2 separate regions of the Homo sapiens genome follow, and region 2 is linked to region 1. A link is an interaction called in ENCODE POLR2A ChIA-PET data of the cell type or tissue named here. Cell type or tissue: GM12878. All regions are shown on one strand. Each heading gives the region's core, and the rest is flanking DNA. Links, peaks and the distances in the headings are about the cores only.

The links. Peaks named below come from ENCODE experiments on the same cell type or tissue, not always from the same donor. Only the 100,000 strongest peaks of a DNase experiment are listed, where the experiment ranks them.
Region 2: POLR2A ChIA-PET joins it to region 1 with 6 read pairs; 4 of 35 experiments call an interaction of 5 or more read pairs at or near these places.

What each region holds. Positions count from the first base shown.
Region 1 is chr20:34,058,356-34,066,631 of GRCh38, reverse strand. The region is part of intron 2 of RALY (RALY heterogeneous nuclear ribonucleoprotein); the gene reads right to left. Among named protein-coding and RNA genes, the nearest start is that of MIR4755, 13 kb to the right of the region's middle. In GM12878, for the core only: no CTCF peak of the experiment used is centred there; a DNase peak (open chromatin) is centred at 4,711; H3K27ac peaks cover 1,659 bases.
Region 2 is chr20:33,842,079-33,847,078 of GRCh38, reverse strand. The region is part of intron 1 of CHMP4B (charged multivesicular body protein 4B); the gene reads right to left. Among named protein-coding and RNA genes, the nearest start is that of CHMP4B, 33 kb to the right of the region's middle. RefSeq lists an enhancer at 2,997-3,296. In GM12878, for the core only: no CTCF peak of the experiment used is centred there; no DNase peak of the experiment used is centred there; H3K27ac peaks cover 1,329 bases.

The DNA of each region.
Region 1 (8,276 bases), core at 1,801-6,800:
ATCCTTTGAGGCCTGGAGTTGGAGACCAGCCTAGGCTACATCATGAGACCCCATCTCTACAAAATAAACAAATAAGAGGCCCAGAGAGCTACTTTGTGTCTTCTATCATGTGCGAACACAGTGAAAAGATGGTTGTCCATGAAACTGTAAGAGGGCTCTCACCAGACATCTGTTGCCCAGGCTGGAGTACAATGGCACGATCTTGGCTCACTGCAACCTCCGCTTCCCGGGTTCAAGCAATTCTTCTGCCTCAGCCTCCTGAGTAGCTGGTACTACAGGTGCCCGCCACCACAGCCAGCTAATTTTTGTATTTTTAGTAGAGACGGGGTTTCACCATGCTAGTCAGGCTGGTCTCGAACTCCTGATCCACCCTCCTTTGCTTCCCAAACTGCTGGGATTACAGGCATAAGCCACTGCACCCATCCCGCCCCATTTTATAAATGAAAAAAAAAAAAAAAAAAAGAGGATCAGCAAAGATAAGTGACTTACTTAAGGTCAACCAGCTGGTGAGGGGAGTGTAGCTAGGGGTCCTGAATCAAGGCTTCTTACTCGACACTCTCCATTCCACTGTCTCAATGGCTGTCTTAACACTCTAAAACTCTGCCATGTCACCCCTCATGTGCTCCAAATCCTATCAGATCAAGTCTAGTCTCAGGCACTCAGAGAACTCTGTAAATCCTCCCCAGCACTAAATCTCTTCCTCCTGAAATACTCATTTCAAGGGAGGAGCTGCTGCTTTAGGTCTTGATGCCCCCAATGCTATTTATAGTCTCTGTCTTGGTTCAGTCCTGCTGGACCCCTCTGGCCTTATTCTCCTGCATGGGGATGAGGGTCACAGCAGCCTGTGGCCAGCTCTCTGCCCTTAGATAACCCTGGGGACATCCGGGTGGTTCAGAAGGAAAACAGCTACTAGTGATGGGAAGACTATTTCTGGAGAAAGTCAAGCAATTAGACTCATCAGTGTCCAGGGCCTCCTTGGTCCAGAGGCTCCTGCTTTTACCAGGCGGCCAGGGATGACAGAACATCTATTAATCTCATTAAACTGGCCAAGCCCTGGTTCATTAGCAGTGCCCAAATGATTGTTACTGGCCAGACAGGACTAATTTCCCAAGGAATGCTCTTTAGTTCCTGACCATTCCCACTCTCATGAGTCAGCTCCCTGCATGTCAAACAGCAAAAGCTCCTGGATGGGTGAAGTGTAAGCAGTGCAGGCTACAGGTCCAGAAGGCTTGGCCTTGGCTCTGCTGTTCTTAGTCATGTGACCTGCAACAAGTCATTTAACTTCCCTAGGCCTTCTTGTCTTTAATCCGAAAACAGAAATAATCTCTTCCCTGATTACCTTTCAGGTCTGATACAAGAATCAAATAGGCTAATTGATGTGAAAGCGCTCTGTTGCATCTGTAATGTACTATCAAAGAATATGGATTATGCCAATTTCTATTATTACCCACTTCCTATCTCCTTCACTCACTTAACAAACATTTCTTGAGTGTCCTCCTCTGTGCTGGCACTGTGGAGATGCTGGGAAACACCGTGCTCACCAGTCTTCTGCTCTACTTGCTTTTCAAGAAGCCCCCTCTCTGGGAACCTGTTTTTTAAAAACGATTTCTTAGTAACAAAGGACAAATGCACATGAAATAGCAAAAATAGCTCAGGCCCTAGAGTCCGACAGGACTGAGTTCCAATCCGAGACCTATCACTTGAAACTGTAACTGTGGCCATATCCTTTCACTTGCTGGGCCTCAGAGTCCTCAACTGCAAAACGGAAATTATACCAACCTCCCAGAATTAGGATAAGAACTGGAGATAATATGAGTAAAGTGCTAGTATAATGGGTGGGACTAGCAGGTATTAAGAAACTGGATAACCCAAATGCTCTATGAAAACAGATGAACCTAGCCTGGCACTCTAGCTCCTCCACATCCCAGCCCTAAGATGGTATGTTCTTTACTATGTCATCTCCCTGTGCATCACACTTTGCCTGAGAGTAAGGGAGTTGGGGGTAGGGAGTAGGGAGCCTATGCATGCTCTCCCTTGTCCTAGTATCTGCAACCAAACCTAGAAACTTCACAAAGGTGTCCCTGCCCCATTCCTGTCAAACCACTACTGAATGGGGCTGGGAGAGGACGGAACCACCAGCCAAGAGGGGTTCCAGCTTTGCTGAGTCATTCTCACCCCTCAACTGTACTGCGCGGTCCTATACTACTGACATTGGTATCCATATCTAATGGGCCCTGAGAGGATACCCCAAAGCAGAAACAGAAGGCAGGCCTCAGTTATCTCCCCATAGCATGCTCTGGGTATATAATCCCACCCTCCCTGCATCTTGAACACTAACTCTACTCTTGTCTGTGGCCTTAGGCTGAGGCTTACCATCTGCGACAAGCTCCCCTTCATAGTTCCAGGAAGGGGACAAGTTAAGGAGGGATGGGTAGGTAACTTATGCCTATAATCCCCGATACTGAGTTAGAATTGAAGACCTACAAATGATTGTCAACCTCTTTATTTTTTGCCAAATAAGTCATCCAAACACAGACTTATCCATCTGATTGTAATTATAAATATCCAAACACGGAGCTAATTATGGGCCAGGTATTATCAAATAACTAACTAACCAATCATTTATTTATTTATTTATCCAGCGGTTGGTCTGGGACCTCAAGCAAATCCCAATCCAGCAGGCGACATCTACCATGGCCACAAGGCACACGTGCCCTGAGATGGTCTACTCCCCAAGCAAAGTAGTCTGAGAGATCAGAGAAGGGGTAGGAGCAGCACGGAAGGCTCTACCAAAAGGGAGAGTGTTTAAGAGGAATTCCCATTGGGTAGTGACACCAGAAGAGGCCTGGCAGGAGGGAGGAACAATATACAAAATGTATCCCTTTCTCCTCTTTGATCCCCTTATTCTCCTCTTCCTCCTGTACATAGAGCTGGAAATAGAAGTTTGAAATACAAGAATGTCTTCACTGCTGTCTCCTGCTTCCCTGGATAGATGCATACTTATTCTTGCCTTGAGGGAGAACAAAAAGGGAACATACAATTTAATATGTAGAACTTTATACCAGGCACTGAGTTGAAAGCTTTACAGGCATAATCTCTTGTAATCCTGATCACAATCTAATGAGATATGTAGTATCATCTGCACTCTACAGATACAACTGAGACTCAGAAACAGCTTAATTTGTCTACAGTCACATTAAGTTGCATGCTTTGGACCGAAAGACCCAAGGGCTTGTCTGATTCTAAAGCCTGTGTTATTCCCATTCCACTAGATTGCTCCCACTGAGCCCCCATCCACAGGAAGAATGGTCTTGGCTTTGCTGACATGCCATATGACCTAGGTTTTAAACCATGTGACCACAAAAGGTACTCCAGGCCCAAACATGTGATCATGATAACCATCATCAATACTTGTGGAGTACTTACATCCCAGGAACTGCACTAAGCCTTCTGCTATGAGATAGTGATGATACATGTTGTGACCATTTCACATACGATGAAACCAAAGCTTGGTGTCTGGTCTTGCTCAAGCCAGGAAATGACAGAGGTAGGATGAATATGTGCGAGACCAGAGCTGGTCTCATAATCTTGGCCCAGAATGGCTTCAAAACTGGGCATGCCCTGTATCTGCCTGGAGGTCAGTTTCTTCCTCTACCTCCTAACACTGATCCTTTGAGCATAAACTCACAGGGCCTAGCTGAAGGCATACTCTCAAGTCCAAGAGCCAATCAGCACTTGCTGTGAGCTTTGGGGATGGCCCCCGCCCCATTCCTATGCCTTAAGAGTTGGCTCCTCACACTGATAATGTGGCAAGATTAGTCACTGCTTGCTGTTGGTTGATTATAGCTATTCTGTTCTGTAAATGAAGTTTAAAAGTCATCAAAGGGTTTGTCAGCTGTGACTTATGAGCCTCTTTCCCACAGGGAAGTCAGGCAGTGACAAATGCCCCTCTTGTTTTGCCATCCATTACAAGTTGGAAGGTGCCATGTTCCAATTACTGGAAACCCCGATGGAGCTCAAGGAAAACCCTGCTCCAGGCTATGGCCATTACTCAGGCCTGGCAGGGCTGCCATAGGCCCAGGCCCAACTGGGTAGGAATGGAATAAGAGTGTTCTTCTGATTTTGTGAGCAGGCCCCTTCTACCCCTTAATTTGTGTTATCCCTGGTGGTTTATCCTAGTCACATTTCACAGACAAATAAAAACATAGGTATCATGTGGGCTGTCTGAAAGTATGCAGGATCAAGACTGCTTATGACAGGCAGACATAAGGAAATAAGGTCATGCTGTCCTATGAACTAGGTAGAAAATATGATGTTGAGGAAGGGTGGGGAAGGCAGAGAATAAAGTATGTAGGATGTTCAGAGAAAGTAGAGAGTAAAAGGAGCCTTACAGATCCTCTAGAGTAACCAATGGCCTCAGTACTGAATACTCATTATATGCCAGGCCTATCTAGCTAGGTGCTGTGGAACCAGAGATGAATAAAGTCCCTGGTTCCTAGGATATGCCAGGCCTATCTAGCTAGGTGCTGTGGAACCAGAGATGAATAAAGTCCCTGGTTCCTAGGATATGCTGCATGATCTAGGGAATAAAAACCTAGGTCATGTGGCATATCCTTGAGGGTAAATAAGAAAAATTAAGTCTCAGAGAAAGGGACTTGCCCAAGGTAACAAAGTAAGTTAGGGTCAGTGATAGAAAAAGAAAGCAGATCTTTACCATTAGTGATACAGAGAAAGTACAGTGACAAGGGAGCCCTCATGTGGAACAGGCTCCTTACACAGAACATGCCACATAACTCCCATTCAAATTCTACCTACTTGCTTACTTACCACACCTTTGACCTCTGGCAAGTCCTATAACCTATCCAAAGTTTCAGAAAACTTACTACAGAATTGTGGAGAAGATTAAATAATACACATACAGTGCATAGCAGTAGGCCAATCTTAAGTACTCAAAATATTATTTACCATCAAATAATCCCCAAAACAGTACTCTGAGGCAGGTATTATTAATCTCATAATCAAAAGACTTAGGTTATTTTTCACACTGTCACACTAACTAAATAAGTCAGTACTTCTCAAAACTATTTGTGGTGAAGAACCAGTTTTTTTCTTTTGTTTTGCTTTTTAAACTTCACTTTGAGTAACACAGCTCTAAGCCACTCTTGCCCAACTGTGAACTTCTATGAAACCAAAGCAAAGAAAACATGAAGTTTACTTCATTTCTTTCCAAGTCCTTCAGCCTGATTGTTTTTAGACATTGGTGTCAGACTAATTTACAAAAAACTATCCAATTTTTTTCCTTTTCTTGTCTCTCTCTTAAGAGAGAAGGGGATAGGGAGACTAAGGACTTGCCACCAAACACTTCTAATGGTGCTTTATCTTGGTCTCTGCTCTACGTCATGCTACATCCTGCAAGGGAAGACAATCTAGGCTTAATGGGGGGCTGGAACCACTTTCCTGAAGCCTGGGGGTATATTCCTGAAGAGTCTGGTATTCCAGACCCTCTCTCCATACTTTGACAAACACCAGGAAACCAGCCAGGAAGGTCAAAGGGAGAAGAAAAGGTTTTCTCATTTTCTGTCTTTTATCATGGCTGTTTACAAACCAGTCTTCTCTCTCCATCTAGGGAGCTGAGAGGAATGGACACCAGATTCATTCCTGAATGCTACTGTACTTACCTAAGACTATGACTGGGCAAATTGAGTAGCTCTTAACCAGTGCTCAAAGGCACAATTAGTGCACCTTCAATCTTCCATGTGCGTCGTCAAATTTTCATCAGTGTACAAAACTGCTTTTTGCTTTGAGCTTATGTAGTGTTTTCTTTCAGCATAACTCAGAGCTGAGTGGGTCATATGACACAGTATACAGAGAGGTAAAGCTTGCTGTGTGTAGGAGTTAAATACATGGCTTGACATCAAGCAGGAGCCAAAGCCTGAATCCTTACTCCTGTGTGACAGGACATGGAATGTCGTCAGGAGATACCTGAAACCAAATGCCTTCACTCTGTTACTGAACTGGCTGACATGACCTTTTGGGAAGTGTCTATCTTACCTGTAAGATGGAAATAGCAATACATATCTCTAGGGTTGTTAGAGGATAAAATAATTCATGTAAGCATTCAGAATAGTGTCCAGCACATCAGAAAGCATGCGAATATATTAGCTCCTGCTGCTACAGGTTAAGTATTCCTTATCCAAATGCTTGGGACAAGAAGCATTTCAGATTATAGATTTTGGAATATCTGCAGATACTTAACTGGCTGAGCATCCCTAATCTGAAATGCTCCAATGAGCGTTTCCTTTGAATGTGATGTTGGCACTCAGAAAGTTTCCAATTTTGGAGAATTTTGGATTTTCAACTTACGGATGCTCAACCTCAATTATTATTGTTGTTGTTGGAACCTGCAATAACTTTTCCATGTGAGTATAAAAGAGAAGGTGGTCAGTTCTAATGGAATATTAACCTAGAGCTGAACTGTGATCAAGGAAAAAAATACTATCACGGTGGATGCGATAAAGTCTCTTCAAGTGTCTCACCAAAACTCTAGTATTTGGAAATGTGCCTTGAACATAAAAGGAAAGACAAGAGTAGGTACTTATTAAGTGCTGAATGAATAAATAAATGAGCATATGGAACAATGCAGCTGCCAGAGCTCATAAGGAATACAACTTGAGAAATTAGGTGGAAGAGGACGCTAAGCAAAGGTTCCCACCAAGGCCTCCTTGTGCTTTGAGGACCCTCTAGAGCAGATTGGGCTCCCCTGCTGGGCAACAGGGCCCCAAGGGCTGATATTTCAAGAAGCCCTCAGTTGCTCACTATTTGGTATCTCTGATGGAACTCCTACATTCTGTGGCTGAGTAAGGGTGCAGAAGGCTGTGCCGTGGTAGTGCATCCTGTTCTCATCTCCCAACCTGTATGACAGGGAGGCTTAACTCCTACCACAACAGGCATAGCTCTAAGTTAAAATAGTAATGGGGGCTTATTAGCTTTGGATTTCTCCTTGCCTGTAGAGCGCTGGGGCCTGAATCCCGTGTCTACTAGCTGTATGACCTGGAAAGGCACTTGACTTTTCTGAGGTTCACAGTTCCCCACCTGTAAAATGGGGATAAAAATCCCTGTAACACAGGTTGTTGTGAGGGTCAAAGGAGATAACATGCTCTGTTACCTGACATGTGCCACGTAAGCATAGACAGGAATACTCCCAGGATGGACAGCTGCTGCAGGTCTTCCTAGACAGAGGCACCCAAGCAGGAAGCCAGCAGGCTGGAAGCAAGGGCTGGATGGTGCACAATTCAGCACTCCAGCCAAGTACTGTGTCCCTCAGGTATCAGGGCAGTTGATTAAAATCCTTTCATGCAGAATCAGTATTTTCCTCATTACAACAATCCTTCTCCTTGAACACACTGAGTGGCACCCCTCACAGCCCCAAAGGCTTGACCCTATAAGACAGCATATGCATCAACATATATCTTAAATTTCCCACATTCAGACAGGGGAAGGAAGGAACGGGTGACCTCTCTCCAGGGTGCTGATCCAAACATAACTTAGGGCTCTAAGCATCATCTCCCACAGTGTCACATGTTTGGTCTACAGGGGACCACTGAGAATGATGCCACAGTTGTAGCCACTCTGCCTTTGTCTCCCTGGTAACAACATTAACTCCACAAACATTACTAAGCATCTGCTTCCTGTGTGATCAATCAAGTGTGCCCCTGCCACCTCCTGTTTAAAATCCTTCAAGGGCTTCCCACCATAAAGAATCAAGTTCAAATCCTTTAATGTGGCTTACAAGACTCTTCATGAGTTAAGGCTACCAAATCTATACACAACAATCCTCTGAGTGGTTATATGTCATTCACTTTATAAATGAGTAAACCCTAGTGGGTTTAAATCCAGGATCAGCACTTACTAGTTGTGTGACCTTGGACATCTCATTAAACTCATTGAGCCAATGTTCTCTATTAGGCAAACCCTAGTGCAGAGAGTAAACCCTAGCGCAGAGAACATGCCTAAGGTCAGAGAGTGAACATGTCAATGTGAAATGGGTTCTTCCGAAGGGATGAGTATCATACTCCAAAGGATAGACTCAAGTTCAAAATCACCTTTTCTTGGATTAGTCATTGAGAAGTATGGGGATAGGGCATTGTATGGTTCAGGTGAACCGTTCCTTTCAGAGAGCAGCTTAGACACTGTCCCTTGTTTGAAGCTGCCACCCTGACCCCTCTCTCACTCCCACAGCAGCAGCATCATTAATAAACTTGGTGTAATGAACAAAA
Region 2 (5,000 bases), core at 1-5,000, 220 kb after region 1:
GCTATATAAGCTTCAAGCATCTGACTCTTCTTCAAGTCTCATATTTTGTGGGATTTCCACATGTACATATGTAACTAAATATGGTTTTTCTCTTGTTAATCTGTCTTATATCAATTCAGTTTGTAGCCCAGCCAAAGAAACTAGAAGGGAAGCTATTTTTTGCTCCCCTGCAATGGGCATCAAAAGCTAGGAAGGAGGCTTAGCACAGACTCTGTCAGAAGAAATGGCTGAGCTGGACTGGGCTGGGTCAGGAGCACTAGCCTCACACACACATGCACTCAGCATGCACACTCCCCCATGTCCTGGAGTTCTGGACCACAGCCATCTCCTGCAGACTGGAGGTCAAAACCCCCTCCCCCATGAGGCTGTGGTTTCTCCATATGTCACATGAATAGGTCCCATGCTCCTTCTACTCACACCCGTTGGCCTGGGATTCCGTCCTAAGGACCATTTGCCAAGGGAAAACGGCTTGGCCTGCGTATAGCACACAGCTCCTCCAAAAGCAGCAGAAAACTTCTCCCAGCCAGTCTTTCCAACAAATGCTGACCAAAATACATACATACACACATAAAGAGAACTCGTAAAACATCTGAACAACAATGAGATGTGCCTCATTAAAATCTGAAAAGCCACTGAATCCGTAATCTCCCTTGATTCTGATGTTGGCTGGAATGGCCCAAGACTTCAAGAAACCCATCATGCAGTCACACCAGGGGATCCTCAAGACCTTCACTCTCATCTTCTGTTAGCACTAAGTCATGCTCACTTCATAAGGGCCTCAAAATAGCAACCCTTTAAGGTTAGATGATAAGGTTAGTTGATGAGGAAACTGAGGTTCAGAGATGTCCTGTGACTCAGCCCAGGTAACTGGCAGAGAGGGGACTTAAACCAGGTATGGAACCCCAAAGTCCCTGCCCTGCCATTATGTTATGCCCCCCACTTAATGAAAAAGGTAGGATACTGCCCTGGAGGGATCGTCCAGTCATGCAGGAAGTGACATGGGGACTGTGGGAACACAGAAGAGGGAATGCAAATCCAACGATTCCTTTGCTGAAAAATCCTCAGTAGCTCCCTTTGCCATATGGTTTAATATGGCCTGCCCGGTCCTGCAGAGGCAAGACGTTAGAATTCTCTCCATAAGCCCAAGTCCTGGGAGCCCTAGCACAAGGTCTACAGAACCGCCTTTGCCATCAGTAATGTCAGAGGGAAGAGGTCCTGGGAGAGTCCTGTAAGTGCCCCAGGGCGTGGGGCTGCAGGCCTGCTTCCTGTGACTTCCTTGGTGCTGTGTTCCTTTTCCACAAAAGCCATACCCTAGACATACTCTAATCACCAAGTGATTGTGAATCCTTCCGAGATCAAGTGCCAATGTCCCACAGGTGCCCCTTTCTCAACTCCCCTCCAGCCAGCTCCATCACCCACAGTCCAGCCCATCATTAAGATTCACCAAGGCCTTCCATACCAGGCACGCTGGCTCACGCCTGTAATCCCACCACTTTGGGAGGCCGAGGTGGGTGGATCACCTGAGGCCAGGAGTTCAAGACCAGCCTGGCCACCATGGTGAAACCCCATCTCTACTAAAAATACAAAAATTAGCCGGACATGGTGGCGCGCACCTGTAGTCCCAGCTACTCGGGAGGCAGAGGCAGGAGAATTGCTTGAACCCAGGAGGCAGAGGCTGCAGTGAGCTGAGACCGTGCCACTGAACTCCAGCCTGGGCAACAGAGCAAGACTCCATCTCGGGGGCAAGAAAAAAAAAAGATTCACCAAGGCCTTCCAAGAGCCTGCTGAGTGATGGTGAACAAGCAACGGCAGTCCCTTCCGCCTCCTATTTCATTTAATCATCCAGAGATCCCAAATGAACAAGGAGACTGGGGATCAGAAAGGTGATGCAGCTCACCCAAGTCATCCTTCTGCCAAGTGAGGAGGGGAGTAGTCTGTGTAACTCCCAGCTCTATGCTCTTCCTCACAGTCTCAGAACGACAGCAAGTGACTCTGAGACCGTTCATAAGAGCAAACACTCGGCCGGGCGCGGTGGCTCACACCTGTAGTCCCAGCACTTTGGGGGGCCAAGGCGGGTGGATTACAAAGTCAGGAGATCAAGACCATCCTGGCTAACACGGTGAAACCCCATCTCTACTAAAAATACAAAAAAATTAGCCGGGTGTGGTGGCAGGCGCCTGTGGTCCGAGCCACTTGGGAGGCTGAGGCAGGAGAATGGCGTGAGCCCAGGAGGCGGAGCTTGTAGAGAACCGAGATCACGACACTGCACTCCAGCCTGGGCGACAGAGCAAGACTCCATCTCAAAAAAAAAAAAAAAGAGCAAACACTCTTTGACAGAGCTGCCTTGCTTTTCAGCATCCCGAGTGTAGCAGGAGCTTGGTAAAATGCTTATGAAACTGATTTTATACAGTCAGCTACATTCTTATATTTAAAACCAAAGTTATTTCCCTATTAACATCATAGATTTAGAACTGCTTTTTCTCCAATATATTTTCCACTGGCAGTGACTCCTTGTATGCCAACCCTAACTTCCTCTGACCTCCACCTCCCACTTCTAAAATCCCCCAAATAAATGATCTGGAAGCAAATACGCAAATATACCAGGGAGGAAACCAAGAGCCCATCCCCACCCCGAATGAAATAATGCTGATATTATTCATCTTTGCAGATCAGCAATCCAGCACAATGACTGATACACAGTAAGTGCTTAGTATCTACTAAATTGAACCTGCAATTTCATTTGTCTTACAAGGTTTTCATGTATTCTATCCAGGGTTCTTCATGGGGGATCCACCCATATTTTATCTCCCGTGCACCTCTGACCCACAGAATTGACGTCTTACTGAAACACAGGCTAGAACAATCATTTGGCAGCATCTTTCCACTGCATTCCTCCTGGCCCATAAAACAGGGACTTCCCGCAAGCACCTGGCTGTAAGGTGTGCTCTCTCATACTGGGGATAGGACCTGAGCAAACAGTATGAGGGACAGTCCCGGGGTATCCCCCCAGGACTCCCCTTCCTGCCTGCAGGGTTCACACAGCCTCTTCCCCTCTTCGCAGTGAACTCTCCAGGATGTTGATTTTTCTTATCTAGATCCATCTGCTGTCTGTGTTTCTCAACTAGTTTAGAACTCCAAAGAGAAAGGCTACATGATTAATTTTCCCCCACAGAAACACCTAAACATGCTTCATGAGTAAAGTTACCTTGAAAATAGACATGGGGTCAGCATCTGGGCTGCAGAAACAGATGTAGACAAATATTCACAGCACTTGAACCACCTCCTATATCTTACAAATGCATGGCTCCGGTGGTGAGGTGTAACAGGGCAAACTAAAGGCTCAGAGGTATTAGAGTGCTTCCACAAGTAAAACGCCATTCTTCTTGAATACTATTACACTTAGTAAAACTTCCTCCATGCCAACCTTATTTCTGACCACAGAAATTTGCTTCTATCTGTAACCAACCCAATGTTTTCATAAATATTAAATATATACTGGTTCTTAATGTTTTGCCTTAACTTTTCCAGATTCCTGATGGTTAGATTAAAAAACAAGTACCGAGTTAAAGAGAAGCTGTTCAGCTAAATCAAATATTCAAAAAAGAGGTGTCTAAAGAAACCCATCTTCTGCCAGAGAACCCCCAGCACCATTTATAAACACAATGGCTTTAACAATTGAAATCTAAGCCAGGCCAATAGAAGTTTAAGAGGTTGCTTTTAGATGGGAAAAAACAGTCCTTGGAATCTCCATATTTAATTATGCCTTTGCCAGTTCCAAGAGAGTAATTACAGCAGCAATTACAGAATCTAATAACCAGCTTTATTGGCTGTGAAAGCTGAAGCAAAAACAACTCCAACCATGTTGAAATAAACATTGGTCTCCAGACAGTTGCTTCATTAGCCCCTCCAAACAGCTATTTAGAGGAAGGATACAGAACAGATACCCTAAGAAGCAGAGACCAGTCAAAAAGACGTTCACCCAGGATGGAAACCCTTTCTGTGAGGCAACAGCTAGTGATTACAGAAACCATTTTTAGAGAACACATCAGTTCGATACAACTAGACAGGACGTTCCTTTCTCCTAGTCAAACACGACTTCTCTGAAAAGCTGCTGAGGACGGCAAGTCTGCCTGTCCCAGATCTGGGGGCGTTCAGTATAGGGGCAAATAGCCCAGGGCACCTCAATAGATGCCAAGAAGTCATAACTATACACTCATTACTAGTATAGAGAAATTCAGGCATGGAGGGAAGGAGGGCCCAATAATATGCTCTCACTAAACGAATGGCAGTGTCTACAGTCCTTCTGAAGACCCCAGAGTCTACATTTGAAGTCATCTAACAGAAGGTACAGGGCTGGGAGGGAAGAGGGCTGCTGCTTTCCCACTCTCAGCGTGAACAACAAAGCAAATGAACACACTCCTGAGGTCCTGAGGACACTTACACACAAATGCAACACCAGGACTCCAGCCTAAGTGAGCATTCTGAAGAACCCTCAGCAGCCTGGTCCCAGTAGGGCTACTGGCAGGCAGGGAGCCGAGCAAGGCTGAGGGGGCCCCACTTTGCCTGCCTCCAGCAATCACTCAGATAGCTCCTCCTGGCTCATTCTGCCAGTGAATAAACTCAGATATTCAGGGTGCCCTTAGCCAGGAGAACTATGCCTGGCCCTGAAGCCACTGGTTGCTCTGCTGGACGGAGGAAGTGATGGGGGTGTCATCTGTGATCTGTCATCTGCCCTGTGTGTATGGGCAAGAAAAGACCCAAAATCAAGTCTACGGCCATACCACCCTGAACATGCCCAATCTTGTCTGATCTCGGGTGACCCAAAGTCAAAACAACACAGTTAACCACCAGTGTCAAAGAAACCCATTCTCCTGTAAAGATGGTTATCAGTGACCATCCTTGTACCACATGGCATTAGAGATCCCACCAAACTTTGACTAAGTAAGAGTTACGATCATGGCATCAAGAATAGAGGGGGCTTGAGGAGCTCTTGGAGATAA